Linked DNA regions of Mus musculus: region 1 is linked to region 2. Evidence: chromatin loops called from intact Hi-C (ENCODE). Cell type or tissue: gastrocnemius. All regions are shown on one strand. Each heading gives the region's core, and the rest is flanking DNA. Links, peaks and the distances in the headings are about the cores only.

Region 1 (15,019 bases), core at 6,239-11,238, 690 kb after region 2:
TCTTTCCTTGCTATGTCCCAACTCTTTCATTCTGGAACATGTGGAGAGCCGTGAACAATCACCATTACAAGATGGCGCTGGCTTCCGCAGTGCCTAACTAGTAAACAAGCAATGTGCGCAGGTGCTGGAGTAAATTCGTGCCAAGTCACTGCCCATCTCGGGCTGTAGCAGTGGGGTGATGAGTGAGCAGCTAATCAGGAGCTGACATGTCACACGGAGGGGTATTTAAGCAGCTCCATTTTCCAGGTTCGGGGTCTTCCTGAGAAGTAAGCAATAAAAAGTTTTGCCATAGAAGGACCTGGTTGTCCGAGTGTGTTTTGCTGGCGAGACATTACAAGGACAGGAACATAAATGCTACTCTGTGCAATTGTATCATAGAAGTAGATAACTTGATTTTATTACGTATGAGCTCACAGTTAAGAACTTGGCTTGAGTCTCAAATGAGATATAGACTTTGGACTCTTAATTGTTAAAGACTATTATTTTGAAGTTGTACTATATTTTGCACTATGCAATTAACATGAGACTCTGGGTTCAAAGTGTGGAAGATTCTGATTTAAAGTGTGATGCATCTGAGTATCAAGCTGACAGTGGGTTGAGTTATGATGGCTAATTTCAACTGTCAACTTGAGGTCTAGGATAACCTGGGAGATGGGCCTCCGACATGGGAGATTATTGCAATTGGCTTGAGGTGATAAGTGCTGTCTTCTGTAGGTGCACCATTCCCCGAGACGGGATCTTAGATGGTATAAAAAGGAGCACCAGCGTGCATTGCTCTTTGCTTCTTCACTCTGGATTTATGCATGGGGAGTAGCTGCTTCAAGTTCCTGCTGTTGGGACTTCTCTACTATGGTCACCTGCAACTCTGAGAGCTAAAACAAACCCTTTCCCCCTTAATTGCCTTTGCCAGGGTATTTTATTTTATCACAGCAACTTGAAAAGCAATACACCTGCCAGTTGGGGTACCTACTAATGTATTTGAAAAGTCTGTTGATTTAAGTTTTTGCTTGTTCTGTTGCTATAACTCTGTTAGGAAAAGTATCAGCTCAGGACCCCCAAGATCAAATTCTCAGCACAGAGGACGTGGGCGAATGGGAGGGGGTGGACAAAGATGGACACCCACAGACTGCCTCTGCTGAATGGCACAGGTGGGCTATAGACGTATAGAGCCTAGGCTACTGCCACATAGCACACACGACACAGGAAGAGGAAGACATTCAGAGACCTGTCCAGTGCCAAGCTACATGGCACTGGTGGGGAAAGATGATCAGAGATTGCCTTCTGCTGTAGGATGCAAGCAGGCAGAGAATGTACAGAGCCCCTCCTGCACCCATTGCATGTGGTGTGGGAAGCAGAAGATGCTACACCACATAAAGAGGACAGAGGAGGTCATCCAGAGGCCCACAAGTGGGAGCCACTACAATGTGCTAGTATGTGGTGGACAAATGGGTAAGAAAGAGATGTGGAGCAGTTGTTTGAGCATTATGAAGAGAGATGGAATGGAGACTGGAGGGTGAAGAGGAACAGCCTCCTGTGATTACCTAGTTCTGCTACCTAGTTCCTCTCTGAGGCCATGGGGAAGTTCTAGCTCATGCTGCCTCTGAGAGAAATGTCCAGGTCCATGGCCATTCACCAGCAGGGGTCAGTGTCAGGGTCCAGGCCATGTATTACCACTAGAGAAGATGGGAACATCTCTGGGCAGCCACCAGGGACCATGTGGATGTCCAGGGGCTGTGACAACTGGCCTTGCCCCTCACTGGCGCAGTTCTCTGGAGAGGTGATTGACCTCTCTTGTAGAAGTTTGGCCTGTTGTTTTTCTCACAGCTCCATGTTCCCAGAAATAAGACTCAGACTCAAAATATATTTACAAATACTATCTCAGTTAGGGTTTTACTGCTGTGAACAGACACCGTGACCAAGACAACTCTTTTAAGGACAACATTTAATTGGGGGCTGGCTTACAGGTTCAAAGGTTCAGTCCATTATCATCAAAGTGGGAGCATGGCAGCATCCAGGCAGGCATGGTGCAGGAGGAGCTGAGAGTTCTACATCTTCGTCTGACTCCCACATGGTTAGGAGGAGGTCTCATTGCCCACCTCCACAGTGACACACTTCCTCCAACAAGGGCACACCTCCTAATAGTTCCATTCTCTAGACCAAGCATATACAAACTACCACAAATACCTTGGCCATATAGTTAGGCTCTTCTCTGACTAGCTGGTAACTAAAATAACCCATTTATTTTAATCTACATTCTGCCATGTAGCTAGTTACCTATGCTCAGGTACCATGTGTCCATCTCCTTAAATATTCTCAGGTAGATCTTTTTGTGCCTGCCTCTATCCCAGAATTCTTTTTGCCTGCCGAATGTTCCACCTTCTAATGTTCCCTAACTAAGTCATAGGCCATAGACTTTTTAATTGACAGGTGATGTTTCCATACAATATACAAGATATAATCTCTACAGTTGCCCTTTTTGTTCCAATGAAAGGCTCTTTTTCTTTCAATTTGAATACAATTTGAATGCAATTATAACAGTTATGAAAAAATTGTGAAGACTAGTCCATTTAAATTTGGCAGCTTAGATAAAGTATTATCTATTCTATCTTGGTAAGTTTACAGTTCTATATCTAAATAATTTTCTATCCTAACTTGTATTACCACCTTAAAAAAGATCTTTACAGATCTAGAACATCTTAAATTCTAAACAACTTAAGCTTATAGTAAGACTCTATCTAGTCTTCAACCCTATCAGAGACCCAAGATAGGTTAAATATGACCTGAATTTGCAGGAAGTGCAAGCAGCAGCTTCCAAGACTAAGAACTGACAGCTTCCTGCACAGCTACCCAGAATTGACTTTAAAACGTAGGAGCATCCATCTTCAGCCTTATACTCAGTATATCTGACAGACTTTTTTGTGAAGCAGGAATTATGAAGGACTTGCTTAGCCTGTATTGGCAGAGCTTGGTGGTTGACTTCACTGTATCTGTTTGTCCTTTCTGTACAGACTTGTCTGTAGTTGAAGCATAGGCATTTTCTTTGCCCAGTGATTAGCTTGCCACAGTTGAAGCTATTTCATATGGAGGTTATTGGTGCTCATCATCTTTGAAGTGGCATAGGGAACAGACCTGTCTCATAGTCAAAAGTTCTTTTAAAAATGAAACAGTTGGGCTGGTGTGATGGCTCAGTGGGTAAGAGTACCCGACTGCTCTTCCAAAGGTCCAGTGTTCAAGTCCCAGCAACCACATGGTGGCTCACATCCATCCGTAACGAGATCTGACGCCCTCTTCTGGAGTGTCTGAAGACAGCTACAGTGTACTTACATATAATAAATAAATAAATCTTTAAAAAAAAAAAGAAACAGTTTTAAATGCCATATTCTGTGGATCTCTGAGGTTTTTGAAGACCAACTATCTATAGTATATCTGAACTGTCAAACATTGTTTACTCTTAGCTATTTACTATTTGAATAACTTTGAAACCATCTTATTGTAAATAACTAAACTAGCATCTAATATGACCATGAGTTTGACTGACTAATAATCTAATAATATCTAATAATTTGTAACTTGCATTTTTGCATTTTTATCTTCCCTAACAGTTTTCAATAGCAGCTTTTAAAAGGACTAGAACTTTATATTGCATCTCTAAAAATTTTATAAGTACAATATCTCAAATAAACATTAATAACATATATATATATATATATATATTATGTGTATCAAAAATAACCTTAAATTTGTATCAATATACAATAACCTATGCCAATGTATCAAAAATAACCTTGTTTTTGTATCAATATACAAAAATCTGTACCAATTTAACAAAATATAACCTCAATTGTGTATCAAATATAAAAATCTTTACCAATGTAAGATCATGGTTATAAAATGTTTTTCTAGTTTAAGAATAGATTCAATAATCTACCCTCATTTGTCTAATTTTTAAATAATATTTTATAATATTTCTATATCCCCCATTTTTGTTTTTAACCCTCTTCCCCTTATCTAAGAAAGATAGAAAATAGGAAAGAGATGAGAGAAGAAATCCCTGAAACTAATGTCCCTATTTTGTCTCCTCCCTGTCCATGCTTTGCTTTCCTGGAACTTGCTCTGTAGTCTGATGGCTATGCAGGCCTAGACAGTACAGCTGAGCTGTCTGTGGTGGATAGGATGCAAGTGAGCAGGCTCTGTAGGAGTGGGCTCAGAAGAAATGGTCCTGCTACGTGTCTGCTGTGAGGTGGAGTGGGTACAGGGGGATTACCCTCTCTGCCTCGTCCCTCACCACTTGTAGTAGTTGGGAGAGCTGCCCCCATCCCTTGCCAGCTGACCCACTTGGGAGAGTGGGCTCTGAATCTTGCCTGTGCGATATAGTGTTGCTGGCCCTGATGGTGAAGGCATGGGTGAGTCAGCACCATTGTGTGAGAATAGGAGAACTGGTCCAACCCCTCATTAGGTGCAGCTCTTGGGAGAGTGGCAAGGACCAGCCTCAGCTTGGAGAGGGGTCCCTGAGGAAGAGGTGTTTGGGAGCAGTGGAAGAAAGGGCTGGAAGTCAGTGATGGGGTACAAGCTGCCAGCTCTGTGTTCTGCTGGAGACAGCTTTCTTTTTTCTTTTGTTTTTTTGAGAAATGAGTGTGGAAGAGCTAACCTTGCCTTCTGCTGATGGTGGCACGGGTGGCCTAGCTGAAACAGTGCTGGAGAGCTTGCCCTGGTGGTGTGGATAAGGGCTCTCTGGTGGGGTGATCAGCTCTGTTGCAGTTCCAGATCCAGGGCTTTGAGTTGGCCCACCCCCAAATCTACACCATCTGTGAATTGTTGGGGCACATGAAAGGTCCAGTCTTTTGGATCTAAAACTGCAGGATTTCCATGACATAGGACAACAATAGAATAGTCAGGAAGAGAAAGCAGTATTGTCAGTGTCACAGAAGCCAGAAACCTCAAACTAGACCAACGACTCACTGCAGTGAACATTTACAAGTGAAGATGTGTGGACAGAAGGATGTACTGTGGGACACACTGTGACACACTACAGCTTCCACGATGAGCTGTTTTCTATGCTTTGTGTTATTTATTTTGCTGTGTGTTTTCTCTTTTGGCTGGAGGTTCCAAGGGTGGAGGGTAGATTTGAGGGGACGGGGTCCATGATGTGAAATGATAAATCAGTAAAATGTTTTAAAAACCCCAAATTTATTTGGAGACAGAGTCTCACTATGGAGTCCTGGCTAGTCTGGAACGCTATATGTAGACCAGGCTGCCCCCAAACTTAAGAGCGCTGTTTGTCTCTGTTTCCTAAGTCTAGGATTGAAGATGTGAATCTTTACACAGATAATTTTTTTAAAAAAAAAAAAACAAAAAGATTTGTTTAAATATGTCTGTATGAGTGCCTGGATTTAGACATGTTAGTACCATGGCAGAAGTATGGAAGCCAGATGATAAGTTTTGGAGTTAGTTCTCCACTTCTGTCAGACTTGAGTGGCAAGTAGTTTTGCCAGAGGAACCATTGTTCCAGAGGAACTACAGCTCCTTGTGCAGTTCAAAGAGAGAATTTGTGCTTGTGAAGTCAGGCTGTTATATTATAGCCAACTTGCCACTGAGAGGTGCCTACTGGTCTTATAAACTTGATATCACCTAGAGTCACTTGAGAAGGGCCCTCAAGGGGAGACTGTTTAGATTCGGTTAGCCTAGAGGCAGGGCTGTGACGGTTTTTCTCAGTCTGGTTAACTGTGGTAGAAAGACCTACTCTGAATACAGGTGGCGCCATTTCATGGATGGTCCTCAACTGAATAAAAAGAACATAGTGAGCTGAACACAACCACGCAGGAACTGATTGAAGGAACTGACTGAAGGAAGCTTAGGGCAGAGAAAACAAACAAAGTAGGCAATCTGTAAGCAGTGGTAGATTCTGGGAAGAGGGGGCCGGAGATCAGCAAGACAGAGAAGGCCCGCGGCATTACGGTTAGGCTGCAGACGCTGGCAAGCAACTTCTCGGATCCTGGGATGTTGTGTGACAGACATTTGCTGGGGAGACACAACACATATATTTCCTACCCTCCAAAGGGAGCCCACGACAGAGTCATGGGTACACTTGTTTCCAACTTGGTGAACCAATGAGGTTTTAGTGAGGTCACTTACAGGAGTGTGAGTCAGCGGTTAGTGACGAGGAGCAGGGGTAACTCAAAACGCAAGGTTAGAAAGCCTAGTCCAATGTGGGTGACGATTCAGAAAATCTACAACCCCGGCGCTTTCTACCGAGCTCATACGCAACTCTATCATTGACTATCTTTTCTCATCCTATCTTCCCGCAGTGTGGGTAGCAGCCCTCAGGTGTCTTCCAATTTCCTGTTTTCAGATAACTGTTCACCTCCTGAGGCTCAAAGGTCTCACACTTTGTGTGAGTCTTTCAACTTGGAGGGAATGTTTCAATTCTGAAGAACCTGTCACATGACCGGGGCTTTACAGAGAGAATGAGATTGTCTGTAATGTCAGGGTAAGCAAGCATGGGTACGATTTCGATTTTGACCAATATTAGAAAAAAAAAAAGGCAATCAGAAGGAAAGAAAAGTTATGCTTTTTTAAAATTAAGAAACAGGCAGAAAGCAGAGAGAATTAGTGAAAATCTTTAAGTAACTCTATTACGGGGGGGGGGGGGGAGGACTTTGGGTATGTAAATACAGTATCTCATTAGGGGGAGAATAAGCAGAAATTATTCCTTCCAACTCCTCAGCAGGCCTGCCTAGGCAAACTAGCAGCTCTCCTGGTCAGATGATTGACACTCTAAAGGGTGGGATCAATAGTAAAAAAAAAAAAAAAAGCTGTAAATTTAGTCAGATTGTGCCTCCCTTCACCTAAGGCCAGAGGTAGGATTTAGATTTATTCTTTTGAGCCTTCGTTTGATTACTTTTGTTGTCACTGTAAATCAAACCCTGGTTGAAAGCTCCTTCGGGAGGAAAGGATTTCTTTGGCCTTTTGGTCCATCAAGAAAGGAAGCAAGGGCAGGAGCCTGAAGGCAGGAACTCTGGAGAAACTCAGGCTGACATCCCTGGCTTGCTCAGCTAGCTTCCCTATACAGCCTTGCCAGTTGATTTTGGTGTTCAACCTCCTGGTTGCAAGTCCCTAGAAAACCTCTATCTTCAAAAATTAAAAAATTTTTACATTACAATTCATAACAGTAGCAAAATTAAGTTATGAAGTGGCAACAAAAATAATTTTATGGCTGGGGCCCCATATCATGAGGAGCTGTATTAAAAGGGTCTCGGCATTAGGAAGGTTGAGAACCACTAACCCATCGGATCAGGAATGGCTTGGCTCTCTGCCATTGATTAGTGTCATAGTTTGGGGTTCCATTGCTGTGAAGTCACACCATGACCAGGACAACATTTAATTGTAGCTGACTTACAGGTTCAGATGTTCAGTCCATTATCATAAAGGCATGAAACATGGCAGTATCCAGGCAAACATGGTGCTGGAGAAAGCTGAGAGTTCTATGTCTTGATCCAACTGCGGCTAGGAGGAGACTGTCTCTGCCAGACTTGATCATGTGCGAGCGTGCGTGCGTGCGCGCACGCGTGCACACACACACACACACACACACACACGCACGCACACACACAGAGACCTCAAAGCCCACCCCACAGTGACACACTTCCTCTAACAAGGCTACACCTCCTCCAATAAGGCCATACTTAACAGTGCCCCTTCCCATGGGCAAAGCACAGTCAAACCACCACAATTAGCAATCAAGAAAATGCCCAATAGACAGGGCCACAGGTCAATTAGGTCCTCAATCGAGGTTTCCTCTTCTCAGGCATGTCAAGTTGATGACTGAAGGGATTATAAGGAAGAACCAGCTTGCTCCTAGTGGCCCACAACCAAGCTTATAGCTACAGCTTTTCATATGGTGTTTTAAATCTCAAGAATGGGCGAAGCCGGGTGTGGTGGCGCAAGCCTTTGATCCCAGCACTCGGGAGGCAGAGGCAGGTGGATTTCTGAGTTCGAGGCCAGCCTGGTCTACAAAGTGAGTTCCAGGACAGCCAGGACTATACAGAGAAACCTTGTCTCGAAAAACCAAAAAAAAAAAAAAAAAAAAAAAAAAAAAAAAGGTGAAAACCAGCAATAAACAAAACAAACAAACACCACATCAAAACCATCTGCTCCAGAAATGATAGTCTTAAGGCTTCTGGAACTAATTTTTGATGTTTTATGGGTCGTCGGAAGCACGTCCCCTACACTTCGCCAAAAAAAGAAAACTCATTTATAATAACCTAGACTCTGGTTTTCCGGACTTTTTGATGCAGGTAAAGGGAGGATTCTCAAATGACCCAGATCCAGCAGAGACATCAAATTTGAGCTATGATTAACGGAAAAGCACTTTTTCACCTGTGAAATACCCTTCTGAATGTAGCAGGTCAGTCCACAGGTGGAAAGAAGCTTGGATTCCTTCTACTTTGGGGGTTTCTCCGGTTTAGATGGAAAAAAAGAGACACCAGTCATTAGAGTACTCACAAAGGCAAAACAGGGGCGGGGCGTGGCAGAGGCCGGCGCCCTGAGATACAGGGGCGGGGCTGAAGGGGGCGGGCCAGGTGGAACCGCCTATCTAGTTCTCAGCAGCTTCCCCTCCCTCACTTGGGCGGGGCTTCCATTTCGCCTGACCTCGGAAGAAAGGGGGCGGGCCCTTTGGGGCGGAAGTCGCAGTGCATTGTGGGTTCGCCGGGAGCCGCGGAGTCGAACCTGAATGAAAGTGGCGCGCCGCTGAGGACCCGGGTAGAGCTGCTGCCGTTGGGGTCCGGGCTGGTTTGCTGTGGAGCTATCGGCGAGGCGGCACAGACATGGCTTACAACAAGATCCCGCCGCGGTGGCTGAACTGTCCGCGGCGCGGTCAGCCGGTGGCAGGTACCCGGGAGGGGGCTGCGGGAGGGTTCGAATCTCACTGCGCCGGCCGGGCCTGGGGGACCGCGCGCTTGGTGGTCGCCAGTCGGGACTCCCGCAAGGCGGAGGAGTGAGGACCGGAGGTGGACCAGACGCTTCTAGAGCTTAAAGTTTGTGAACCTCTTTGTGATATTTTGGAGACTGGGTCTCGCTGTCTTGGCGAGACTTGTTTTCGGAAAGAGAGTAGCTGGGTGTGAGCCTGGAAATTGAAGGAAAGCTTAAAGAGACGCGAGGCTGGATAGCGGGGGACTTTTGGTTTTGTTATTAAAAATTGACTTTTTGCGGAATGTTGCCATCTTGAGTTTGACGTATAGTGGACTCATCCCCGAACTTGCGAGCTGGGATTATAGGCTCGGGTCACTGCTTGGCTAAAAGAACAGTGACTTCAAAGTGTACAGTTTGATAGTTTTGGACCACACACATGTATTCCAGGGAATACACATGAAATAACGGAGGCACAGTTCTCTGAATCCGTGGAGACATCGCACATGGTAACTTTAAAGGACCAGGCTCCACAGTTACCAGCAACCGGGTTAGATAGCAATTAGGAACTTTGTCTGCTGGACCTAGAAGCCAAAAACATTTTTGTGATTAAAATTGAGGAAGGAATACAAGTTCTGTTTTCACAGGATTTACTCAGCTATAGAGTAATTATCGGGCAGGTGTTTGCAAAGATCTGCTAAGTCTCCTTATCGGAGTTATGAGACATAAGCGTTTCCTTTCTCTCTTTTTAGCTATCTGAACACCAGGCAAAATACAGTGAGCTGTGGCTCCCTATTGAGGAGCTAGCTGGTACCCACACTCTCTTAGAAGCCCACACCCTTGCTTTCTGGTTGTCTTTATTCTGAGTGACTCTCTTTTTCTTTTCTTTCTTTCTTTTTTCTTTTTTTTTTTTTTGTTTTGTTTTGTATTTTTTCGACACAGGGTTTCTCTGTATAGCCCTGGCTGTCCTGGAGCTCACTTTGTAGACCAGGCTGGCCTCGAACTCAGAAATCCGCCTGCCTCTGCCTACCGAGTGCTGGGATTAAAGGCGTGTACCACGCCCGGCTTTTTCTTAACTCTTGAGCTAAAACCTGTATATTAAAACTGTAACTTTTTGTTTTAAAGCTGTGCTGGGTAACACAAAGCAGGAAGTTTTAGGATGGAGCTTATGTGAAGATTTCAGCACATATAGGAAGAAACAGTTGTGTTATGCGTGGGTCAGGATGTGGTGGTTAACTGGGTATCTTTTCTGGCGTCATTTGGAATTAAATTTAGGGAGTCTCAGAATTTTTGCCACCTTCAAAATTTCTTGCTCCCCCCTCTCTTATTTATGTTGCTTTACATTATGTGGATGTAACACTTGTATGAACACTTGTACCCATGGCAGGAGATTCCAGTAAGCACCAATTATGTGGTGACAGATAAATGGGAGTGGTGGCATTCTAAGACTAACAAGGACCCACGGGCTCTGCTGCTACAGTTCGTCTCTAGACCTGGCCATGCTGACACCAAGTCATGGCCAAGTAACTTGCTTTAAACATGAGTTTTAGGAGCGTGGGAGTTGTCTCAGTGCTGCTGTTCCAGAGAACATGAAGAGTGGCGCACAACCACCTGCAGCTCCACTTCCAGGACATCTGATTGCCTCTTCTGGCTTCTTCTAGTACCTGCATACATGTGGATTATACTCATAATTATCACATGCACACACATACATAAACCTTCAAAAAGGGGAGTTTAAACATAAAACCCATACACGTTTAAATCTCATGCTCTTGGTATGTGTTCCATTCAGTTTACCTAAAACACTTCACCTTAATATACAATTTTTTTTCTTATGTAACCCACTGTGTGGCTGCCTAGAGACTGTTTGAGCATATGGACATAGGGAAAATATTATGACAGCTTCCACATAGTAGTCTTTCTATACATTGTTGTATGAAACTTCTGTAGTCCTGTTGATCTGCTTTCTGTCATTGATGGCGTACATCCTTTAATAAATGCAAACATCATGCACTCTCACGTTGTGTGTGTTTGTATGGCTGGCCTTGAACTATGGCCAATGTAGTTTGAGGATCAGCTTTAATTCCTGATCCTGCTTCTGCTTCCGAGATGTCGGGAACAAATATGCCTGCCCTTCCCTAGAGCCCCACTTTTTAAAGGGCGCTTGAGTTGGTCAAATAGCTCCTTCTATACTCGTCAACTCCACTCTAGCTTGTCTTTTCATTCTCCCAACAGTTTTGCATTTGCAGGGTGTGGTGGGACGGACCTTTAATGCCAGCATACGAGGCAGAGGCTGGTGAATCGAGGCCAGCCTGTCCTAGGTAGTGAGTTCCAGCCAGCTGGGGCTGCATAATGAGACCCTGCCTCAAATTTAGAAAAAGAAAAAGTGAAAGTTTTAAGCTTTAACTAACTTGCAACTTACTGTTTTTTTTTTAATGAAGAAAAAGGTTTTATGTGTATATATTAAACATATTTTACAATATTGCCTAGCAGTGTATGAAATTGTTAGAAGCAGAGATTCTGCGCTTGTTTACGTTGATTCTTCTATTTTGTATTTTGTAAGCATTCCTTAAGATTTCATATGAAATCCTCAGTCAATAAAGCTATATAAACAGTTAATAAAAGTGATTGAAAGATTTTAAGCAGAGATGGTGGCATATGTGTGTAATTCCCAGCATTTAGTATTGGTGTGAGTTGAAGGCCAGTCTGGGATACAGAGTAAGACTATTTCAAAGGGGAAAAGGATAATTTAAAGCTCAGTTTAGTAGCATATACCTATAATTCTAGCATTTAGGAGGCAGAGGTAGGACCATTCTGGGTTACATAGGGAGACCCTGTCTGAAAAATAAAAAAGTTTTAAAGAAACTCAATTCCTTGAGTAAAAGAGAAAGACAATTTAAGCAAGTTGTAGTACGAGCAAGTTTTTTTTTTTTTTTTAAAAAGGAAACTTTTTTTATTCTCAGCATATTTATATGTATTTTTGGTTATAATGATGTTTTTTGATAGCTGTATTATCTTCAGTCAAGTTGACCATTCTATTGTGAATCTTTTAAGAAATATTTATTTACTTAGTGATGTTGGGATTGAACTTGGAGCCTTACACATACTCGTCAATTATACTACTGATCTGTATTCCTATCCTTCATTTATTTGTGCGTGTCTGTGTGTGTGTGTGTGTATATGTGTGAGACATGTGTAGGTCTGTGCTCAGAGGTTGGACATCTGACACATGTTGAACGTCCTTGAGAAAGGGTCTCTTCCTACACTTGGAGTTAGGTTGGGAGCCAGCAAGTCCAGGGACCCTTTGTTTTTACTTTCCCCTCAGGATTATGATACAGCTGTGGTACAACCACACCTGCTTTTTTGAAAATGTGAGATTTGAACTAAGATCCTTATACATGTAAAACAAGGATCCTTTTATTCATTGAGCCATTTCTCCAGCCTGAGCCTTTTTTGTTGTTGTTTTGGAGTGAGGAGCTTGGTCCAGTTTAGCTTTGAATTTGTGAAATTTGTGAATTCTTTTTATATTTTATTTTATTTTATTTTATTTTATTTTATTTTTTTGGTTTTTTGAGACAGGGTTTCTCGGTAGCCCTGGCTGTCCTGGAACTCACTTCGTAGACCAGGCTGGCTTCGAACTCAGAAATCTGCCTGCCTCTGCCTCCCAAGTGCTGGGATTAAAGGCATGTGCCACCACACCCTTTTTTTGAGACAAGGTATTTTTTTTTTTTTTTTTATTGAGACAATGTTCTTTTGTAATAATGTACTTTGATCATGTTCACTGGTCTGCTACTCTGTCCTTTCCCCCCTTCACTATTCTTCTTCCTTATCTTAGATAGTCCCTCTTCTACTTTTTTTTTTTTTTTTTTTTTTTTTTTGGTTTTTCGAGACAGGGTTTCTCTGTATAGCCCTGGCTGTCCTGGAGCTCACTTTGTAGACCAGGCTGGCCTCGAACTCAGAAATCCGCCTGCCTCTGCCTCCCGAGTGCTGGGATTAAAGGCGTGCGCCACCACGCCCGGCTCCCCTCTTCTACTTTTATGTTGTTGTTTTTTTAAAATCTAGAATTGCATATTATAAAAAACATTTTGGATTTGAACACCTGTTCTATGCAAGAGCTGCAAGTACTTGTAATTCCTAAGCTGTTTCTCCAGCATGATTGAATTTTAGTTTGAAGTAGGATCTCACTATGCAGCTCTGGAACTCAGATGAGGCTGGCCTTGAGCTTGCAAAGATCTGCCTGCCTGTCTCCTAAGTGCTGGGATTAGAGGTATACATCACTATGCCTGGTTCAACATTGGTACTCATTTTTTTAAAGATTTATTTATTTTATGTATGTGAGTACACTATTGCTTTTGTATTGTTTCAGTTGGAATAGTGTCCCCACTCTCTCTTTGAGACATCAAGAGACTCTACTCAGCTTCCCTTGTACTTGGGTAGGGACAAAACCAGGAGTGTTGATACACACACATCTGTAACTCCAGCAGTGGGAAAGAACAATTTGGCAAAGAGTTATCATTATTTATCATTATTTATCCTCCAGTAGTGAAGACTTTATACATAGTTAAGAGAGAGGAGGTCCAGGGCAGAACCTATAGAAAGCTGTCATCTAGAAGTTGGGTAAAGAATAAAAGAGGGATTAAAGGAATGGAGGAAGAAGGGCTGAAAGGTGTTAGTTGAGTAGGAGATAAGAGTCTGATATCCACCTGTATTCCCAGCCATCAAGAGACAGAGGCAGGAGGATCACAGATTCTGGACTAGTGTGTGCTGCATAGTGAGACCCCATTTCAGAAAACCTAAAAGCAGGGGTTGAGGGGGAGAAGAAGCCCAAACCCCATAAGTCTTGTGTTACTTACAGAAGGCAAGACAGTTTTTCAGGAAGGGCGTTGGGTACATGAAATGCTGCTGAGATGTTAAGGTGCTATAGTTGTTGACAACTGTGAAAAGTGTCTTTTCTGCCTCCCAGGATGTAAATCACTTTTGGAAGGAGAGGGATTTAAAGGTGTGGGGAGAGAATTCTAATTAGACTGCATGAGAACTCAACATTAGTTGTGAATTAGGTATATTTATGAACAGGTGAAGTCATTACAGTTTTGACTACATGTTCAAATAAATATTTGTTTTCATTTTTTTTTCCTCTGTATTTGGAGTCAGGGTTTCAATATTTAGCTCAGGATGGGATGAAACTTGATATATAGACCAGTTTGGCTGTGAACTCACAGAGCTCTGCCTGCCTCTGTGTCTTTAACTCTGGGGTTAAAGGAGTGCCCTACCATGCCTGGTGGGTTGTAGATGGGGCTCAGTAGTAGAACACTTGCCCAGGATATTTAAGGGAAGAACGAAAAAAGAAAAAAAAAAAAGAAAGAAAAAGTTGTGAGGACTGAAAATGAAGCACAGTCAGGGAGAGTGAGCTTGGGTCTTGTTCTTTTCTGGTCATGTCTGTTCAAGGTTCTAAATGTGTCTTGTGTTTCAGTGCCACTTCCTGCCTAGCTTTGGAGATACTCTGTCCGGATTGTACCGAGTATTTCCTGTGTTTTTAGTCTGCATCTTACTTCTTAGGTATAGTGTCTTGTGTCGTTCATCTTGAATGTTGTGGTCATGATCGTTCATTTTCTTCTTTATTATTTGGATGTAATAATTCCTTAGCCTTGTCTTCACTCATTGATACTTTTTCTTTCAGTTGGTCTATTGTGATGCTTTCCATTACTTTTTATTTGATCCATTGAATCTTTGAGCTTTGGGTTCTGGAGAAATGTTTCTTGTTTCTTTTTGTAAGAAATGTTTCTTGTTGCTCTTGCAGAAAACTCAGGTTCTGTTCACAGCATCCACATGGGAGCTCACAACTGTCTGTAACCTTAGTTCCAGGGGATCTGTTGCCTCTTTGTCTCCTCAGGCACTAGGCATGCATGTAGTGTACACAAATATACACAGGCAAGACACTCTTGAAATGAAATAAATCCTTAAGAAGAAACACAGACAATTGTGAATCACCACAGTTGGCTCTCTCATCAACAAAGCCGAAACTGAACTCTTGCTTGCCATTCCAGACGTTTTCATACTTTTGGATTCAGTTTGGAAGAGCTGTGCTGCCATGCTTTTTTCACGTTTCTAAGTT
Region 2 (15,019 bases), core at 3,771-8,770:
CCACCCGATGGAGTTTGATGTTGCCAAGACGAAGCAACCAGATCAGTGGGTGCTGGACCCCAAGCTCCAGAGTCACCAGGAAGAAGAAGAAAAGGAGGAGAAAGGGGGAAAGGAGGGAGGAGGGGGAAGGGAGGGGGAGAGGAGAGGAGAGGAGAGGAGAGGAGAGGAGAGGAGAGGAGAGGAGAGGAGAGGAGAGGAGAGGATGCCCTAGCTGGAGAAACACTGGCATGGGTTACTTCTGGAAGCCTTAGGAAACCTTTGGCCAAGCAGGCCTGCTGAAGCTCCTAGGTTACCTGAGCCAGAACCAGGAGGCCATGTAGAAGCAAAGCCACCAGCAGGTAGATGGATCAAGGAGTCCCCGAAGAATTAAACCTGGTTTCCCAATAAGGAGTGGGGTCTTGGATATCTGGAGCCCTGTGTGTCCTATTCATTCATTATCTTTCATTTCTTATACCCTAAACCTGAGCTCCCTGTATAGCACTCACCCTAACCCCTTTCTTGCCTACTGCTTCAGTTGAGGGATCCCAGAGCCCATGTCCCTGCCAGCTCCACAGACCTGCACCTCTTCCTCAGCCTTGGCTGAGATGACCATATTTCTTTCCCAGAAGGGGTAGAATTGAACTTTTGATATTACAATCTAGCTTTTGCCTCCTGCCCAGTGTAGCAAGACTGGCTATGTAAAAACGTTATCCAGACCCCTGCTTTAAGTCCTGAGCAGTGTGGTGAAGAGTACAGCTTTAGGGAACAGTTAGACATACCCTATAGGTCACAGTTTGTGCATAAGCCTGTCTTGTCAACCCCAATAATAAAACAAGTGCCTAGGTTTATAAAAACCAGAGAGAGTCCCGCTGACTGTAGCCAATAGAGTGGAAAATTCAGAGAGTACCTAGGGAATTTCTCTACCGCCTCTAATATAGAGCTCAACTGAGTTTGAAGTATTCTGGATTCTATTAATGAAGATAGAAAAAGAAGGTTCCAAGATTACATGTTGCCCAAAGACACTAGGAAACCATTGAAAGTACCTTACAACTGAAGTTCAATAGATAAATTATAAATATCTGGTTCTTTTCTAAATCAACAATCTTGTTTCATGTCAAAAACCTTTACTTCCAAAAAAGAAAAGAGAGAAAATAGGATAGAAAGAAAGAGAGAGAGAGAGAGAGAGAGAGAGAGAGAGAGAGAGAGAGAGAGAGGAAGGAAGGAAGGAAGGAAGGAAGGAAGAAAGAAAGAAAGAAAGAAAGAAAGAAAGAAAGAAAGAAAGAAAGAAAGAAAGAAAGAAAGAAATCTTTACTTTAGGGAGGGCTTAGCTGTTAAGGGCACTAGCTGCTCTTGAAGAGAAACTGGATGTGGTTCCCAGTACCCACAAGGATTCTGACATACTCTTCTGGTCTCTACAGCAATAGGCATGCACATGTTACACACACACACACACACACACACACACACACACATACACACACACACACACACACACACACACACACACACACACCAAGAGAGAGAGAGAGACAGAGAGAGACAGAGAGAGAGAGAGAGAGAGAGGCAGACCAACACTCGTGACAAGAAAATAAATTTTAAAAAAAATCTCTGTTTCATGGACAAAGTATAAAGACAAGAAACAGAGCAAATGTTCCCAGTAAGGGTTTATTAAGCTCTTTCATACTTCAGTCCTGAGGGAAAACACATTTCACTTCAGAATTACCACACTCCTGGGGAGATACAATCACTCGTTTTACAAAGTGTCCTCTTTAAAATGTGCTAGCATGAATACTACAGCACTTCATAACATTTGTCTTTCAAACCTGTCACCAGAACATCACTTCTGGCATTTGATCAAAGGCAGTTTTATGAAGCATGAAATTACAGCCTAATTTTTGCCTGTAAAAATGTTCTAGAAAAATGTTAGTTTTATAGATTTTGTAAATTTTTTGAAACAGAATCAAGACAATCTCCTATTTATGATATACTGTAGCTTCATAAACAAAGCACTCCTTTCATGCCATCTTTAGCCAGTTTCTCCCTGAACCCCAAGACGTGACCTGCTAACACACTGTAATCTCTTGCTCTGGAACTTAGTAATAGTCTTGTCCTATGCAAGCCCAGAATTAAGAGATGATTTGGCTAAGAAATGATTTGGCTTATCTGGTCTCCAGTGCTGTGGAAACCTCAGTTTACCATGCAGACATGGCCAGGTCCAAGAACCACACCACACACAACCAATCCCCAAAATGGCACAGTTACAAACACACAAGTCTCTTAAGGAGTTGACCCCAAGTTCCTGAGGAACATGCACTTTGCCAAGAAGCACAACAGCAAGGCCCGAGGAAGATACCAACACTGAAAACACAACGAGTGGACAAGCAGAGGCCATCGGTGGTTAAGCCGGGTGTTCCCTGCTCACCCCAAGCTTGGGAACTGGATTTGAAGCTACACGGCCAAGGACCATAGGCTCTGACATCCAAAGCCCAGGGGTCAAACCAAGACAGAGGCTGCAGCTCCAGCTAAGGCCCAGCTTCAGCTCCAGCTCAGGCTCCCAAAGGTGCCGGGCCTCAGTGAAGGCCTCAGAGAAAAGGCTGCTGCCAACGTGAAGTCAGATGGACTGCTGGGACACACCTACTTACACACTGTAGATGACCAGTGACCTGCTGTTTTTAACTTGAAGTAAGATCTGTTTTAAAAATGAAGAAATGACATCTGTGAGATGAGTTGTTATTATCATATTATTTGCATTTGTCAATGTACCTACCAATAAGGGATCTAATTAAGCAACCATGCTAAATTCACATAATTTACATTTCCATGTATACAAAATAATTGAAAAGCTGGGTGTGGTGATGCATATCTGTAATCCCAGCACGCGAGAGGCTGTGGCAGAAAGATTGCAGGTTTGAGGCCAGGCTAGGCAACTGAGTGAGTTGAAGGCAGCTTGGACTGCATAGGAAGACCCTGTCCCAAGAACCAAAGAAGAAGGAGAGGAGGAAATAAGGAAGAAAGGGAGGGAAGAAGGGAAGGAGAGAGAGAGAGAGAGAGAGAGAGAGAGAGAGAGAGAGAGAGAGAGAGAGAGAGAGAGATCTAACACAGAATATTCTCCAAGAGTTAGGAGTTGAAGAGCATGTTCAACTACATCATAACTTTGAAGGCAGCCTGGACTATGTGAGAATCTATTTTGTGAGAACTGGGGATTGTGGGGGAGATGAAAGAGACTGAGAGAAGGGTCGGCAATTAAGAGCACTTGCTGCTTTGGCACAGCATCTGAGTTCAGTTCCCAGCACCTTCATGATACCATCCATAATACCATTTCCGGGGAGTAGGGGGCAGCAGCTCTCTCTTCTGGCCTCCACAGCACTTGGTATATAGTGGACTGAAATGCATGCAAGCAAAATACTCATGTATATAAAATAAAAACAAATAAATTGAAAACAAAAAAATACCCAAAATAGATTTTTCAATGTATGTGTGGTGAACACAATGTATGCATATTCATGTTTGCATACACACGGACACATATGCATGCAGGTACATATATATATATATGTGCATGTAGAGGCCAGAGATTGACATTAGTTATCTTCTTTGATGGCTCTCTACCTTATATATTGAAGCAGAGTCTCTCACTTGAATTCAGAGCTCTAGCTAGCCACCTTGCTCCAGGGATATCCCCTGTCTCTTCCTCTTGAACACTGAAATTACAGATGGACCTGGATACCCAGCAGTTACATGGGCTCTGGAGATCTGAATTTCACACTTATGTGGAAAGCACTTTTACTTGCAAAGCCATCACCCCAGTCATATGATACATTTTTTTTTTTTTTTTTGGTTTTTCGAGACAGGGTTTCTCTGTATAGCCCTGGCTGTCCTGGAACTCACTCTGTAGACCAGGCTGGCCTCGAACTCAGAAGTCCGCCTGCCTCTGCCTCCCAAGTGCTGGGATTAAAGGTGTGCGCCACCATGCCCGGCATATGATACATTATTCAATGAATAGTCAAATGTATACTTTCATCTAAGGACTGTGGATACATTTTTATTTGGAGGAGTCCTGAGATAGGTGTCGCTCCGTGGTAGATCACGTGCTTCGCATACGCCATGAACTCATTCTCTACCACTATGAGGTGAAAATACTGTGAGGTGATATTTAAGAACATGGGAAAGTTAAGCTGGTGCCCAACTAGAACCTTCACCACTGCTGACTAGTACGGTGCTGGAAAGGTATTCTGGATGTTCCTGGAGGTGAAGGGTGATCATCAATATTACCCAGCCATAGACCCTGCCATTTACAACAGGAATGCCTGCAAGACATATTTGTATGTTCCTTCATTTACTGACCGGGCCAGGGTAGAAACGGCTGTTAGAAATCAAACTAGGCTAGTGGGAGAAACTGTGGCAATTTTGAGAGTAATTAGACATTTTACGCCTTTATCAGAAACAGAATTTAATGGCAATTACCAGACTCAATACAGTTGCTGTTGCCAGGGTACAATGATGTCTGCAAACTATAAAGGGTATACAAAATTAATGCTAAGACCAATTTTTCTGTCAAGCTTCCTTCCATGTTTCTTTGGCTTCTGAGCGACCATACATAGAAACACAAAGAGTACTGAGTACTTCACTGCCTGAAGCATTTGGTCTCTCAGGAATGGGAAGGCGCATCGTGCTTCAGGAGCCATGGACTCTAAACTGAGAAACCTATGCTGCATGACTCTCAAGGCATCTATGCCAGGTCAACGCCATGGGTCCCTGCACATATTGGTGCAATAGTGACGTGCATGCTATAGGAATAACAAACCATTTTCTGTGTGGATTTAAGGTCTGCTCAGTGAGACCATATCTGACACTGCTCAAATGGCCAAGAACCTGAGACTAGATAGTTCATAAGCCTAGAGGTAAAACTACTACTATGATTCTGCAAAGGCCAATAAAATACTCATCACGACATAGCGCTATACCCCTAAATCACTGCATTATTCAAGACTCATCAGAGAAACTTCTTACAGTAGGAAGCAACTAACAATGGGCAGAGAGTGAATCTTTGGAGCACTTAGCCCTAAATGGGACGCCTTCATCAAACCCTTTGCCTCAAGGATCAGGGACCCATTACCCAAAAGGAGGCAGAGAGACTCTCAACAGCCAGAGGTGGCGGATGACTCCAAGAACTGTGTCATCCAAGGAACAGACACAACAGGACTAATAAATATATGAATGCAGAGGCCGATAACCCTCATAAGACCCGTTGGGGTTCAAGCCTGAGGAGGTATTTGCAGTTGAATTCAACCTGCAGAGAAAGGAGACAGCAGTTTTCTTTAGTAGAGTGGCACTGGTCTATCAGCCAGACTTTGGGGAAGGGACAATACCCAGGAGTAGTTGACCAATATAAATTGAATTCCATGTTTTTGTGTCTGAGCTTTTTGTTTCGTTTTGTATTGTCTTGGCTTTGTTTGTTTTTTCTTACTGGTTTCTTTTTTGTTTCTTTTTCCTTTTTTCTTTCTTTTTTTGAGAAAGAGAACATGAAGTTCGGTGGGTAAGGAGGTGGGATCAGAGATGCGTTCGGGTAGGGGAAAAACGATAAAAATAATTTATTGTATATATATATGTATATATATATATATATATATATATTTTTTTTTTTTTTGGTTTGGTTTTTCGTGACAGGGTTTCTCTGTGTAGCACTGGCTGTCCTGGAACTCACTCTGTAGACCAGGCTGGCCTCGAACTCTGAAATCCACCTGCCTCTGCCTCCCAAGTGCTGGGATTAAAGGCGTGCGCCACCACGCCCGGCTTTACATAAAAAAGTTTAATACGGAAAAACAAAAACAAAAACCTTCTTCTATCCCGCTGAATTAGTAATTCTACGCTACGTTCACCATCCAGGATGGCATCTTAAAGGTCAGATCTTAGCGCTGTCTAGCGCGCAGCTGACACAATTTATACACTAAAGACCTCAAGCCTTCTCCACTTGCTCTCAGCCAAAACAGCTAGGAGCCTCCACCTTTACTTTCCCTTTCATTAGCGTCTCCCAGACCCGCCCCACTTCCGCTCTGGTGACGTCTTTTCCGCGGAGAAACCCCGCCCCGTTGTCACTGAGGTCACGGCCCGCCCACTTCCCTTCGGAGCCACAGAAGAGTAAGTACCAGAGTTTGGCGCCAACTGGAATCTTTTTTTCCGCCTTCAATGGCGGGAACTGGCTGTGTGCGCCGAGACGTGCTTTGCGTCTTATCTAATTGGTTGTCGGCGCTCGGTCCCGCCCTGGCGTCCTTACCGTGAGCTGCGATTGGTGGAGACGGCGGAGCGCCTGGCGTCCGGACAGCGGCCGCTGTGCGGGGCTGGCCGGCCGGGTAAGTTCCTGAGGGCCTGTCGCGGGGCTGCTGGGGAGAGGCAGCGGGGTGCCGCCTGGGATGGCTTACGCTCTGGGCGAAGGGTTGTGCCTGGCTGGGCCTCGAGGAGCCAGCTGCCGTCCTCGGGGAGCGCCCCTCGGAGCGTCTCGGGGGGCGCTGGGGCGAGCACCCGGAACATCGCCGGGTCTACAGCGCGCCCCTCCCCTCCCCCACCCGTGTCTCCCAAGTCCCTACTGCCGAGCTCTCGGTGAGTGTGGAGAAGGGGCTGTCCCGAGGGTCGGGCGATCAGTGACAGGGGCAGTTTCCCAAGCTGAAAGCTTGAGAGAAGAAGTTGTTTATGTGCTCTCCGCAGCGCCTCGAACCATCCCTGACATGGGAATGTAGAATTCTCAGGAAGCATTAGTGCTTCAAGGATCCTCTTGGCGGTCTTTTCTCGCCACACCAACACCAAACTTCTCGCTGAAGGCCTTTCTCCTATGAGCTTCAACCCCGCCTTGGAAGGGACTAGGCCACTAGGCAAGACTTCTTGGCTCTGTTACCATACCCCAAATTATTTTTTTTCCATAGTATTTCCTGCCATCTTACGGGATATGTCCAGAGATTTATGTTTTAAGGGGTGTTTTTGATTTTTGACATCTGACTGGAATTTATCCCAGCTCTCCACTTTCTAGCTGTTGGCTGCAGCAGATTTTCTAATTGGCTCTGTTAGGTTCCTCATCTATTTAGACGGGATAAGGAATAATATAGACTTGATAGGAGCTTCAGGATAATTTAAAGGAGTACTTAGCGCACTTATATCAATACTTGACTTGTGTAATGTATGCTGCTTTTCATGCCTGTCTCATCCTCAGAACCTAGAGTGAGATTTGCCTCTTAGCTTTTGCCTGGTTGTTTTCCTTCTACAAATGTATGCTTTTGTGTATTGAAAAATTTGAACTTCATACTGCTTTCAGAAAAGATTAGATGACCCCTTTCTCTATGCATTTGCTTATGAATCTGTTGAAGCTGTTTATCCTTCCAGATAATGGTTATCAACCTGTAAAATTTTTAAAGAACATTTTGGTGCTAGGGACTGGCCTTTTCAAAGCTGTGAGGACTGCACACTACTGAGCAACCTTCCTAGCCCAGCAGCTGTTATTAATCAATCATTAGCTTCTTGGTTTTTAAAACTTGGCCTCTGCATGTTTCAAAGGTGTACCACTCCTCTCAGTAGTAACTCAGATGGGAGATGAGAAGAAGTATAGAAAGATCTCTCTCACTCCTCTACCTTTCATATTCTCTCTCTCTCTTTCTTCTCCTATCTTCCCACCCTGGGAGACTCACTGACTTGTAATTTTTTTTTTAATATACCTGTCACCATGATGCTAATGAGCCCCAAATCATCTTAACTCTCCTTTTCTTTTAAGAAAAATCTGTTAGGGATCCAACTCTATTTCTAACCCAGACCGACATTTTCACCTGATTGTTGTACAAGTGATTCACCGGGTCTTCTTTATTTCTCCATTACCATTAAAAGAATGCCTTCCACCTTATCAGAGGTAGAAATTTCGGAATCATCTTTAACTAATTTGGCATTTCATTAGCTTAACAAATTATTTTATTACTTACTAACTACTAACCGCTATGCCAGACAGTGCTAAGAGCTGATGATGGTGGGGAACAAAACAGATGACCCTTGTCCAACCTGGGCCTGTACTGTCAGCAAGGTGGACGTGTTTTCTCAAATCCCACGGGAATGTAGAGTTGAATTTAAATGTAACTTTAATCACCTGATGTAATTGTCATTTCCGAAGCTTACTGCCTGAGTCCTGAAAGCTTCTAGCTGCTGTACAATCTAATCTAGTCCTGGAGTGTTTTCAGCCTCTGAGACTTATTGCTGAGTAAGCTCATCTTTTCTCATTCTTTCTGACCTGTCTGGCTTGTTCTGTCTTCCTGTGTCTAGCTTGTTCTTTCTCTCGCTCTCTCTCTCTCTCTCTCTCTCTCTCTCTCTGCAACCTGTCTCTGTACACCTGTCCCAGTAAAGCTGCTTTCTCTCCTTTTTTACTTTTTTTCTCTCTGCACTGCTCTTTTAGTAGCTTCCCTTTCCTCTCTACTCTTGTGAGAGTTGAGCATACTCTGTTCTGTCAAATCTTTCTCTGATTCAGCACTTTGCCACTCAATTGGACACCGCTTTCAAACATGGGTGCTTCCTTTTACAAACTCTACCTTCATTTTTGGAATTACAGGAGTGTACTGAGGGCCTGTCTGTATTCCAGCCAGAAGAATTAAGGTGTGTGCTAAGGGCCAAGACACACAACTAGAAACAGAGCTTTTCAGTAAATACCAAGAGCCGGCGTGGTGGCGCACGCCTTTAATCCCAACACTTGGGAGGCAGAGGCAGGCGGATTTCTGAGTTCGAGGTCAGCCTGGTCTACAAAGTGAGTTCCAGGATAGCCAGGGCTATACAGAGAAACCCTCTCTCGAAAAACCAAAAAAAAAAAAAAAAAAAAAAAAGGTAAATAACAAGATCCTGGGTTTGCAGTGTGATAAATATTCTGCAACAGTTGAACTGTGGAAAGAAGTCCTCTAGGGAAAGGACACAGTGGTATAAAGATATAGAACAATGTGAGGTGAAGTGGCGCACACCCTTGGTCCCAGAACTGAGGAGGCAGAGGCAAGTGAACTCTAGGTTTGCACACTGCCTTGTGTACAGATTGACCTCCTGCATGGCCAGGGCTACATGGAGAGCCCTGTCTCAATGCTCTCACCCATATGCTCCCTAAAACCCAAAGAAGAACATATCAGAGGTCCTTACCTAGTGGGACGACATTGTGCCTAGGGGACATTACTTTGGCCAAAATAACAGTTAAATAATGGTAGAGTATTGAGCAGACAGTCTGCACTTTTCAGAGTTGCTGACCGGGAGAGAACAAGTGTGCTCATAGAGCTACTCATGTGATCTGCGTAGGCTGCTGGGGGTTGGAGAAGAACCATGAACAGAATAACACTGGTTCAGTGGTACAGGACTGGCATGCAAGACCTCTGCAGAACTGTTAGCAAGTGTGTTCATTGTCCTGATCAGCAAGGAGCACCCAAAGGTGGTTAAGCACAGCAGGAGCACGGTTAGATTGCTGTTCTGAAGACAGCTCAGGGTGGGTGGGATAGCTTAGCCAGTAGCTGATGCCAAACCTGACAAGCTGACTGAGGTTGACACACATAGTAGAAGGAGAAAATAAATTCCCCCAAGTTTTCTTCTGACCTCCATCTGTACAAACACAATAAACAAATACAAATACATATAATACATAAATAATATATATTATAAATATTTTTATATTTTATATTGTATATATAATATATATGTATTCTAAGGACAGCTCAGGTTTTGTTATAAAGGAAATTTCAAATCAATGAGTGGACATTTGAATAGGTTTGCATAAAATACAACAGCTTTCCCACGGAAATCCCTCAGAGCTAGACTTTGTCTTTTGCTAAATTCATGACTCCTTATTTGTCTTGCACAGTTTTCTTATGCTTGTTTTGAGATAGGATCTCACGTTGGTTCCTGATTCAGCCTTGCAGCTGCTGAGACGAGATGTGTATGCCAGTGTTGGATGATCTTTGCTGTCTAGCTCCTGGCTACTAGCATCTGCAATGTGAATTTGATTAGCCTCTGCTTTAGAATTTTAGTGATCTCTCCAGTTGCTATGGGAGAGAGTTCAAGTATCTTAAACATATAAACTGTTTCTTGGTTCTCTAAAACCTCACATTCTGATCTTGCTTTCACACATTTTAAACTATGAACATTTCATATCTGGACTCATTTAAATATGTGAACTCATAGTAGACTTGGTACAGAGTAGATCTGGTGAGATGGTATCAGAAAATGTCTACAAACAGAATCTTCAGAATTTTGGAATTTTGGAAATAGTAAATAATAAAGGTGGCTAGAAAGGTACCAGTTTAAATCAAAATAAGGAATTTGGGCAAAATTCACTAGATGTTGGCAGGTTATGGGAAGGTTTTGAGCAAGAATTGCTACAGGCAGTACTTCTGTGAAAGAATTAGAATTGTTTGTAGCATGTATTTAGCAAACTAGGTAGCAACAGTAGGGCCTAAAGCACATTGAAACAGCAGTAAATGAGGGCAAATGGACAGATGGATGTTACAGAGGTGATGTCAGTAGTCTAGAGTGTGAGTGTTATTCATAAAAATAAAGATGTCAGGTGATCAGATGCTGATAGGTAATATTCTGGACTTCATGAATATGTAGTTTCAGAGGAATGTATTTGTTTTATTTTTTTGTCGTATTACTGACTATTGCTTTATATCTTTGTATAAGTAGTTCTTAACTCTCCAGTACCCTGAAGGCAACAGGCATTCTGTCACCCTTACCAGTCTTTTCCCTCTTGTATCCTATGTTCCTCCTCCCTCCATCAGCAGTTAGTCCAAGGAGAAAGTCTATGCTAGAGTAATTAAGTCAAGGTAAGATAATATCTGAATTCATAGCCTTTGGAAATTATTCATACATTTGTGTAAGTGCCCAAAGGCATTTATAGTTTGTTACTGACCTTGTAATAGATAGAACTTTTCCATGGGAGATGAGAATACCTAGGCCATGAGTGAGACCAATAGAGTCATCATAAAAATAAACTATGGGGCTAGAGAGATGGCTCAGTGGTTAAGAGCACTAACTGCTCTTCTAGAGGTCCTGAGTTCAAATTCCAGCAACCACATGGTGGCTTACAACCATCTGTAATGAGATCTGACACTCTCTTCTGGAGTGTCTGAAGATAACTACAGTGTACTTACATATAATAAATAAATAAATCTTAAAAAACCCAAAACTATGAACTTAAAATTTCTGGCTCCTGTAGTCTTTTTTTGGGGTGGGGTCAGGGAAGGTTGCCTTGTTTTGTAGTAAGTATTTGTGTTCATTAGTATATATTGAGTATATGAAACTCAGTCCTACCTTCAAGTCATCTGTTGTCTAACTGGTATCTGTTGGTTACAGTGCTGTTATTTAAATTATTTAAAAATTAGATGGGCAGTGGTGGCACATACCTTTAATCCTGACATTCAGGAGACAGAGTCAGGAGAATCTCAAATTCCAGGACAGCCTGGTCTACAGAATGAGTTCTAGAACAGCCAGGGCTACATAGAAAAATCCTGTCTTAACCCCAAACCCCTCCAAAAAAAAAAAAAGGATTGAAAAATCAGTTCATTATGGCCCTGAAAGATAGCTGATTTCATACCTGCCATCTGTAAATATATAAAGCAAATATGACAAAGAGATTGTAAAGTTGTAGAGATATGTTTAAGGATTTTGCTTCGAGGCAGAGTGTTATGTATCCAGGCTGGCCTTCAAGTAGTTGAGTGCTACTTCACAGAGTCTGCCTCTGAGTGCTGGGATAATAGGTAGGCTTTGTGTATGATAGGCAAGCACTCTACTAATTGGGCTACATTTCTTCTCATGACTAAGAATTTCAAAGTGGGGAGATTTATCCTGAATTCAAGTGATCGCAGAATCTGTTACCCAGGTTCTATTGAGAGGAATAGGTAGAGAGGTGTTAGGATTGTCCATGTGATGATAGGGGCCTAGGGAGAGCGTAGCAGGCTAGCATGCAAATATAGTTATGGAAGCAGCCATTGGAGAAGAAAGGAGATGGTAGGTCTTAGACTCTGAAGATGGAGAAAGGAGGCTCCAGACCAGGAATGCAGGTGCTTTTAGAAACTGGAAAATGTGAACAGCCTCTCTCAAACCCTATAGAACCACAGCCCTGATGACAGCTTGATTGTAGACCAGTAAGATTTTTTTTGGTAGTAAGGACTGAAACCAGAGCATTGTGCTTGCTGATTATGTTGTGCCACAGAGCCATCTTCCTCATCCCCTAATACAAACACACACTCACACATTCAATACAGATACAATTTTTGAAAAAATCTATAGTTAGTTGAATTTCTGGATTCTAATTTAATGGTTATAGAAGGCAAAATATACTTTTTGGGATATTTATTAGGAAATACATGTCTTTAAAATTATTTTTATATTTTGTATGTATGGGTGTATGTACAGCTGTGCACTGCATGCATGTCTGGTGTCCATGGAAGCCAAGAGGGGGCTTTAGACCTTCTGAAAGTGAAGTTACCGATGGTTGTGAGCCACCATATGGGTAGATTTTATCCTGACTGATTTAATGGCTCTGGCTTGTTTTATGTTTGTTTAATTTTGCACAGAATGTGAAGAAAACCAGGCTTACACCCTTGTGAAACAAAGTGGCTCTAGAAAGATAAGAGGTGGGGTGGAGAGAGTGAAGATCTACATGCAAGTCCAGATTCCTTCTCAGGGTTGCTGTGTGCTTTGGCCAGTACTATTGTGTGGATTCTTCTTGAAGTGCCCCCTCCCCTCCTCCTCTGGGGAGGGGGGGGAATGCAGTGGTGGTGTGTGTGTGTGTGTGTATGTGTGTGTGTGTGTGTGTGTGAGTGTGAGTGTGAGTGTGTAGCTTTGGCTGACCTGTAACTGACAGATCTACCTACTTCTGCCTCCAAGCCTGGCTTTCAGTACTTCTCTAGACACACAACACCTTTTTTTTCTTCATTTGCCTTTCATTCATTACTACTGAATTTAAACTTTCTAAAAATAATTTTAAAAGTGATGGTGTCACGTGCCTTTAATCTCAGCACACAGGAAGCAGAGGCTGGCAGGTCTTTGAGTTTAGGCCACCCTGCTCTGAGTTCCAGGACAGCCAGAGCTACACAGTAAAACTGTGTCTTGGGGGGGGGGGGAGGGGGGAAAGAGGGGGGAGGGGCTTGCTTGCTTTATTTATATATTTTGTTTATTTATTTATTTTTAGATTGAGTCTTGCTATGTAAAATAGATTGACCTGGAACTTTCTATGTGGACAAAAATGACTTCAAAGTCTTAGTCCTTCTGCCTCTACCTCTGCCTCTGCATCAAGTACAGGCTCATGGCATAGCTCTAAATGCAATGCATACACCTATGTATTGTGGAGTGGTTATTTCTTTGCATATGTGGGTCCTGGGGGGTTAAATGTATAGGTCATGAGGCTTGGTAGCAAACATCTTTACTGAGACAACTCACTGGCCTTCTAAAAGCAATTAAAGAATTTAATTTGCATTTGTTTGTTGCTTGATGACCTGAGCCCTCAGGACCCACACGGTGTAAAGAGAGAATAGGCTCATGAAAGTTGTCGTCAGACCTTCATATCAGTACACCATGGCATGTATGCACAACTCCCTTACCAGTAGATACAAGTTTTAAAAAAGTACCTTTTGCCCATTTTCTATGTACATATGCATGTGCATTTGTATCTTTTTTTTTTAAAAATCATATATTTGTGTGTATGTGCACATTTGTGTGTGCTCGAGTGTTCATGTGTGATGTGAGTGTAAGCATGCATATGCCATGTTAACGAGCCCGTATGAGAGCCCATACCGAACAGAGACAATTTGGTGGAGTTGGTTCTCTCTTGCCTTACATGGGTTTTCAGGATTGAACTCGAGTCATCAGGCTTGCACGGCAAGCACTTTACCTGCTGAGAGTCTTTCCAGCTTGTGTGTTTCTCTCCTATTCATTCATTCATTCATTCATTCATTCATTCATTTTTGTGGCACTAATTAGAGAGACTAGGGCTTCATGCATGCTTGTAAGTATGTGTTCTACTGTTGAGCCATACCCCAGCTTGAATGCATCTTTTTTATTTTCAGTGTTATATTTACTGGTGTTGTGTTTGTGTGGATGGTGTGTGTGTGTGAAGGCAGGTGTGTGCTTGCTGGAATTGGTTCTCTTTTTCCACCATGGGTTCTGAGAATTGATGGATCTTAGGTTGTCAGGCTTCTCCCCATGATCGGTGGGGGTAGCATTTGTATTTCTTGTTATATGAATATGTTTTATGAGTATGTTTTTAGTACTGATGGTTCTTATTTTAGTGCAAACGTTAATTTGTGGGCTGGAGAGATGGCTAAGTGGTTAAGAGCACTGACTGCTCTTCCAGAGGTTTTGAATTCAATTCCCTTTACCGCATGGTGGCTCACAACCATCTGTAATGGACTCTGATCCCCTCTTTTGGTGTATCTGAGGACAGCTACAGTGTTCTCCTATACATAAAATAAATAAATTATAAAAAAAATAATTAATTTGTATTTTGAGATTTCTCCCCCCCACCCCCCATAATGGGGTCAATTTCAGGGTCTGGTACATACTAGCATAATTTGGCCTCTTTTATAAAATTAGTGTAATTTACTTTGTTCATGGCCTATCTATACTAATGACTTTAAGAGTTTGATTTTAGAGTTTAAACTTTTGCTCAGAAAATGTTAGGCTTTTTTTTTTTGGTTTTTCGAGACAGGGTTTCTCTGTATAGCCCTGGCTGTCCTGGACCTCACTTTGTAGACCAGGCTGGCCTCGAACTCAGAAATCCGCCTGCCTCTGCCTCCTGAGTGCTGGGATTAAAGGCGTGCGCCACCACGCCCGGCTTTTTTTTTTTTTTTTTTTAAATGAGAATGAAGTTATTCAGTGTGCTCAAATTAGAAGGTTGCTTTGTAAGTTGAAGCTATTCTAATGGTGGGAATCTTTATGCTTAATACCGTAGATGGCACCTATGAGAAGGATATAGGACCATGGCAGCAGATGATGACAATGGTGATGGAACGGGTTTGTTTGATGTCTGTCCTGGTAAGAACTCTCAGTT

What was found. Peaks named below come from ENCODE experiments on the same cell type or tissue, not always from the same donor. Only the 100,000 strongest peaks of a DNase experiment are listed, where the experiment ranks them.
Region 1: a loop joins it to region 2, with 3 times the contacts of the local background. A loop is called at or near these places in 1 of 42 quality-filtered maps.

The regions. Positions count from the first base shown.
Region 1 is chr4:33,301,636-33,316,654 of GRCm38, forward strand. It overlaps Rngtt (RNA guanylyltransferase and 5'-phosphatase), which reads left to right and starts at 8,676. Exons shown (of 16, transcript NM_011884.3): 1 at 8,676-8,889. The coding sequence starts at 8,826. In gastrocnemius, for the core only: no CTCF peak of the experiment used is centred there; DNase peaks (open chromatin) are centred at 7,342 and 8,647; H3K4me3 peaks cover 1,729 bases; H3K27ac peaks cover 1,380 bases.
Region 2 is chr4:32,609,164-32,624,182 of GRCm38, forward strand. Casp8ap2 (caspase 8 associated protein 2) reads left to right here and starts at 6,307. Exons shown (of 11, transcript NM_001122978.2): 1 at 6,307-6,329; 2 at 14,921-15,003. The coding sequence starts at 14,949. In gastrocnemius, for the core only: no CTCF peak of the experiment used is centred there; a DNase peak (open chromatin) is centred at 6,157; H3K4me3 peaks cover 1,801 bases; H3K27ac peaks cover 1,589 bases.